Regions from separate parts of the Homo sapiens genome. Here region 1 is linked to region 2. Evidence: read pairs that join two places in POLR2A ChIA-PET (ENCODE). Cell type or tissue: B cell. All regions are shown on one strand. Each heading gives the region's core, and the rest is flanking DNA. Links, peaks and the distances in the headings are about the cores only.

Evidence for each region. ChIA-PET counts read pairs that join two places held together with the same protein. Peaks named below come from ENCODE experiments on the same cell type or tissue, not always from the same donor. Only the 100,000 strongest peaks of a DNase experiment are listed, where the experiment ranks them.
Region 1: POLR2A ChIA-PET joins it to region 2 with 5 read pairs; 1 of 35 experiments calls an interaction of 5 or more read pairs at or near these places.

What each region holds. Positions count from the first base shown.
Region 1 is chr20:47,565,762-47,568,676 of GRCh38, forward strand. All of the region lies in intron 1 of NCOA3 (nuclear receptor coactivator 3), which reads left to right. Among named protein-coding and RNA genes, the nearest start is that of NCOA3, 65 kb to the left of the region's middle. In B cell, for the core only: no CTCF peak of the experiment used is centred there; no DNase peak of the experiment used is centred there; H3K27ac peaks cover 1,114 bases.
Region 2 is chr20:48,763,711-48,766,625 of GRCh38, forward strand. All of the region lies in intron 1 of PREX1 (phosphatidylinositol-3,4,5-trisphosphate dependent Rac exchange factor 1), which reads right to left. Among named protein-coding and RNA genes, the nearest start is that of PREX1, 63 kb to the right of the region's middle. RefSeq lists a silencer at 1,176-1,354. In B cell, for the core only: no CTCF peak of the experiment used is centred there; no DNase peak of the experiment used is centred there; H3K27ac peaks cover 834 bases.

The DNA.
Region 1 (2,915 bases), core at 177-2,676, 1.2 Mb before region 2:
CTAGTAATTAGGACAGCTGGGATTTGAATCTTTTTTTCCTCCTTCCAGATCCATTGGAACAAGCATTATTTTTGATAATACTCCCATGACCATCCACTAACTTCTTATACTTCCTAAAAGTGATGTTGTATACTAGCTTTGTATGGTTCTTTCATTGACACCATTAAACCTAAGTTTAAAAATGAAGCATGTCATTCCCTCTCCCACCATTTAAAAATTTTTTTTTATTTGATGCTGAGTTTCTCTCTGTTGCCCAGGCTGGAGTGCAGTCGCACGATCTTGGCTCACTGCAACCTCTGCCTCCCGGGTTCAAGCGATTTCTGGCTAATTTTTGTATTTTCAGTAGAGATGGGCTTTCATCATGTTGGCCAGGCTGGTCTCGAACTCCAGACCTCAAGTGATCCACCTGCCTCGGCCTCCCAAAGTGCTAGGATTACAGGCGTGAGCCACTGTGGCTGACTTCTCCCACCCCTCCCTTTTTGTTCCCAGTTCTCATTGGTCTACAGTGTGAGTCCCAAGCTGGAATTTGGAAGAAGCTTGGGGCTATTGGACATAATGATAATAAAATAGTTAATTGATTAACTATAATTAACATGAATAATGAAATCCACCATTATATAGCGCTATCTGTCTGGAACAGTCGTGTGGTTGGTTCCTTTTAGCTCTTGGATTAAATGTTGTATCTTAGGAGAGCCCTTCCCAGACCTGAAATTACTTTCTTCTCCCTCTTCTTCCCCCTTATCTATATCACCTTATTTATTTATTTTTGAGATAGGGTCTTGCTCTGTCTCCCAGGCTGGAGTGCAGTGGTGCCATTTCAGCTCACCGCACCCTCAACCTCCTGGGCTCAAGCGATCCTTTCACCTCAGCCTCCAGAATAGCTGGGACCACAGGCACGTGCTACCATGCCCAGCTAATTTTTGTATTTTTTGCAGAGACAGGTTTTGCCGTGTGCCCAGGCTGGTCTTGAAATCCTGAGCTCATGCAGTTAACCCACCTTGGCCACCCACAGTGTTGAGATTACAGGCATGAGCCACTGCGCCTAGCCCTAATGTGCTTTTTAAAGAGTAAGCATAGCTGGGTAGAGTGGCGTGTACCTGTAGTCCTGAGTACTTGGGAGACTGAGGCAGGAAGATTGCTTGAGCCCAGGAGTTGGAAGCCAGCCTGGGCAACATAGCAAGACTGTCAAAAAAGAAAAAGAAGAAATTTAAAAAAGTACTATTAGTACTAACAGTTTACATGGTATAGTACTATGTATGTATGTATGTATGTATGTATGTATGTATGTATGTATGTATGTATTTTGAGACGGAGTCTTGCTCTGTCACCAGGCTGGAGTGCAGTGATGTGATCTTAGCTCACTGCAACCTCTGCCTCCTGGGTTCAAGCGATTCTCCTGCCTCAGCCTCCCGAGTAGCTGGGACTACAGGTGTGCACCACCACACCCAGCTAATTTTTGTATTTTTAGTAGAGATGGAGTTTCGCCATGTTGGTCAGGATGGTCTTGATCTCTTGACCTTGTGATCCCCCCGCCTCGGCCTCCCAAAGTGCTAGGATTACAGGTGTGAGCCACTGCACTCGGTTGTACTTTGTTTTGTTTGATGTAACATAAAATATTTGAGTACTTTTCTTTCTTTCTTTTTTTTTTTTAAAGAGCTAGGATGTTATACTATTGGCCCAGGCTAGAGTGCAGTGCAGTGGTGCAATCACAGCTCACTCAACCTCGAACTCCTGGGCTCAAGTGATCCTCTCACCTCAACCTCCCAAGTAGTTGGGAGTAAAGGTTCATGTCATCACACCTGGCTAATTCTTTTCTTTCTTTTTTGAGACTGAGTTTCATTGTTGTTGCCCAGACTGGAGTGCAGTGGCATGATCTTGGCTCACTGCAACCTCTGCCTCCTGGGTTCAAGTGATTCTCTTGCCTCAGCCTCACAAGTAGCTGGGATTACAGGTACATGCTACCGTGCCCGGCCAATATTTTGTATTTTTAGTAGAGACGGGGTTTCACCATGTTGGCCAGGCTGGTCTCCAACTCCTGACCTCAGGTGATCCACCCACCTTGGCCTCCCAAAGTGCTGGGATTACAGGTGTGAGCCACCGTGCCAGGCCAATTATTTTACTTTCTTTTTGTAGAGATGGGGTCTTTCTGTGTTGCCCAGGCTGGTCTTGAACTCCTGTCCTCAAGTGTTCCTCCAGCCTCACAAAGGATTGGGATTACAGTCATGAGCCACCATACCTGGTGGCTTTTAAGTCTTTTGTTAAAAACAACTCTGGCAGAGCAAGAAGACATACAGGCCACTATTTTGTTTGCTTTTGTTTTATAGTCAGTATTTCCTTTCAAGTTCTATTTTTGGCACAGAAGCTGCATTGGTCCTGGAAGAAGACCAGGCAACAAGCTGCTGTGGCTCCAGTTGAGTTTACTTTCCTTGACAAGTGAGGAATGCATTGGGTACTTGAATAAAACCAGGGAGGAATGATGGCACTTCCGTTGTGCCAGACCGTGGCAAGAAGCTAGGCAGCTACTGTAAGTCTGTACTTTTTTTCTGTTATCTTTGGAATAGTTCACATGGTAGAAGAAAAAAAAATACAGGCATACCTCAGACCATTGTGATAAAATGAATATTGTGATAAAATGAGTCACTAATTTTTTGGTTTCCCAGTAGATAAAAAGTTATGTTTACACTCCATTCTGTTAAGTGTGCAGTAGCATTATGTCTAAAGAAACAATGTATATACCTTAATTAAAAAAATACTTTATTGTGGCCTGGTGGGTAGCTCCATCCCAGCACTTGGGGAAGCTAAGGCAGGTGGATCCCTTTAGCTCCATGAGACCAGCGTGGGCAACATGGCAAGATTCCATCTCTACCAAAACGATGTAAGAATTAACCAGGCGTGGTGGTGGTGTGTGCCGGTAA
Region 2 (2,915 bases), core at 113-2,612:
GCCCAGGCCTCAGTGAGGGAGGTGCAGCCATGGAGGTTTCCTCCCATTGATTTTTCCCAGAGCCTGCTCGGCCCCAGGGAGGGAATTCTGGCAGCAGAAGGGCCAGTCTTAGGAGTACAGACACTGGCTGCTTGGCTGCAGCTTGGGGTCTTCAGTTTAGGGAGTGTCAACTATGTACCCAATGCTTCCCACGATTGCCTCATCCTAGACAATCTCATCTCCATTTTACGAAAAAGGAGACCGAGGTTCTCAGTGGCTGACGCGGCAGCCTCAGAGCATGCAGCTAAGCAGACAAAGCTGGCCTCTGACCTCGGGGCCATCAGAGTCCAGGCTCTGACTTTCTGCCACATCCACTCTAACCCTCTCTTGCGATCTCAGCTTCCCTGACCAGCCACTCACTTCCCACTAGTGATGGGGCCACATCATTAAAGTTGTGACCCCCAAGCTCCACAAGGGAAGAAACTTCTGTCCCTGGAGCCCAATACAGTGCCAGGCCTTCTGATCCAACGTGAAAGGAGGGAGAACTTGCAGGACAGAAAGGACCCAGAGCTTGCAGACATCAGAGGACTCTCAGAGAGGCCCCAACAGCCCTTGACCATTGTGGTGGGCTGAACAATAATCCCTCAAAGACGTCCACATACTAATCCACGGAACCTGTGAATACACCACCTTCCATGGCAAAAGGGACTCTGCAGATGTGATTAAGGTAAGGATCTTGGAAAGGGGGGGATTATCAATAGCATTGAGGTGGGCCCAACATAATCACAAGGATCCTTAAAAGGAAAAGAGGGGCTAGGCACGATGGCTGAAGCCTATAATCCCAGCACTTTGGGAGGCCGAGGTGGGTGGATCACTTGAGGTCAGGATTTTGAGACCAGCCTGGCCAACATACCAAAACCCAATCTCTAGTAAAAATTAAAAAATTAGCCAGATGTGGTGGTGCACACCTGTGGTCCCAGCTCTTGGAAGGCTGAGGCGTGAGAATTGCTTGAACACGGGAAGCAGTGGTTGCAGTGAGCCAAGATAGCGCCACTACACTCCAACCTGGGAGACAGAGCAAGACTCTTTCTCAAAAAAAAAAAAAAAAGAAAGAAAGAAAGAAAAAGAGGGAGGTAGGAGAGTGAGTGCCAGGGGTCAGAGGAAGACCAGAAGACGCTATGCTGCTGGCTGGGAGATGGACGAGGCCACAAGCCAAGGAATGCAGGGGCCTCTGGAAGCTGGAAAAGGCAAGGAAACGGATTCTCCCCAGACCCCCCAGGAGCACAGCCCTGCTGGCACCTTGATTTCAGCCCCGTAAGACCCAGTTCAGACTCCTGACCTCCAGAAGTGTAAGATAATAAATCTGTGCTGTTTAAAGGCACAAGAAACTAATACGACTGCTAGCTCGAAACATGTACACGAAAGAAAAGCAAACCTGTTGTATCTCCATGAATCACGGCCAAACACAATCCTAATACTCTGTTATTATGATTACTACAAAACAGATATTATCATACAGTCTAGCTATACATTTCATACATTGTTTGGCATATGTTTAGTAAGCTGCAAAATGCTTTCTTTCCCCACCCACAAAAGTATCTACAAACAAATATTCATTAAGGACAGATGGTCTAATAACAGTAATTACTATAATAATTACAGCAACATCAAGTATCTTTCACTATTCAGATCTATTCAGTTCCTGAGTTTAGAAAGCAAGAAGCCATTTAGAAAGATCAGATAAGGGAAACCTTGGGATACTAAGCTGTCAGAACTAGATAATGCCTGCATTTCCAATGAAACGTGGACACGACAACCAGCTGCAACACATATTAAGTGCTTACTGCATGCCAATGCCAGGGGTACAGGAGGAAGCGACTCCTACACCCCCATTTCACAGACAAGGAACAGAGTTATTTGCTCAAAGTCATGCAGAGGAGGAGGACGGAGCCAGACCTAAGTGCAGGCCCCAGGGGCTTCAGAGCCAAGTCTCTTTCCCATGGGGCTATACTGCTTCTTCAGTTCAAAAATTGGGAGAATTTAATTAGGGGAAGGAGAATAGTGTAGCCTCGTGGGAAGACCAGGAGTTGGGAGGCCTAAATCAGCGTCCCCAATCCCTGGGCCGTGGGCTGTTAGGAACCGGGCCACACAGCAGGAGGTGAGCAGCAGGCAAGAAGCAAAGCTTCATCTGTATTTAGAGCCATCCCCATTGCCCGCATGACCACCTGAGCTCCGCCTCCTGTCACATCAGCAGCAGCATCAGATTCTCATAGGAGCACAAACCCTACTGCAAACCACCCATGCCGGGGATCTAGGTTGCACCCTCCTTACGAGAATCTAATGCCTGATGATCTGTCACTGTCTCCCATCACCCCCAGATGGGACTGTCTAGTTGCAGGAAAACAAGCTCAGGGTTCCCACTGATTCTACATTATGGTGAGTTGCATAATTATTTCATTATATGTTACAATGTAATAATAATAGAAACAAAGTATACAACAAATGTAATGTGTTTGAATCATCCTGAAACCATCCCTTCCCCACCCCTAGGTCCGTGGAAAAAAATGTCTTCCAGGAAACCCGTCCCTGGTGCCAAAACGGCTGGGGACCACTGGCCTAGATCACTTAGGCATCCCTGGGTGGAGTGACACAAAGGGATCGTCACAAAAGGCAAATGTGGTCACCCACTGCCCTGCCCAGCCCATCAGCCGCTCCCCGCTTCTCTGAGAACCCCATCCAGAAGGGCTCTGCAGGACCTGACCTCAGCCTCCAAGCTGTGCTGCAGCCAGACCGGCCTCCAGGATCCTCAGCTGTTCCCCAAACACACCCAGCTTGCTCCTGCCCCCAGGCCTCAGCACAGGTGCTCCCTCCACCTGCAACACTCATCTCCCTCCTGCCAGCTGCTTCAAGTCTCACATTCCCTGCCCTCCCCAGTG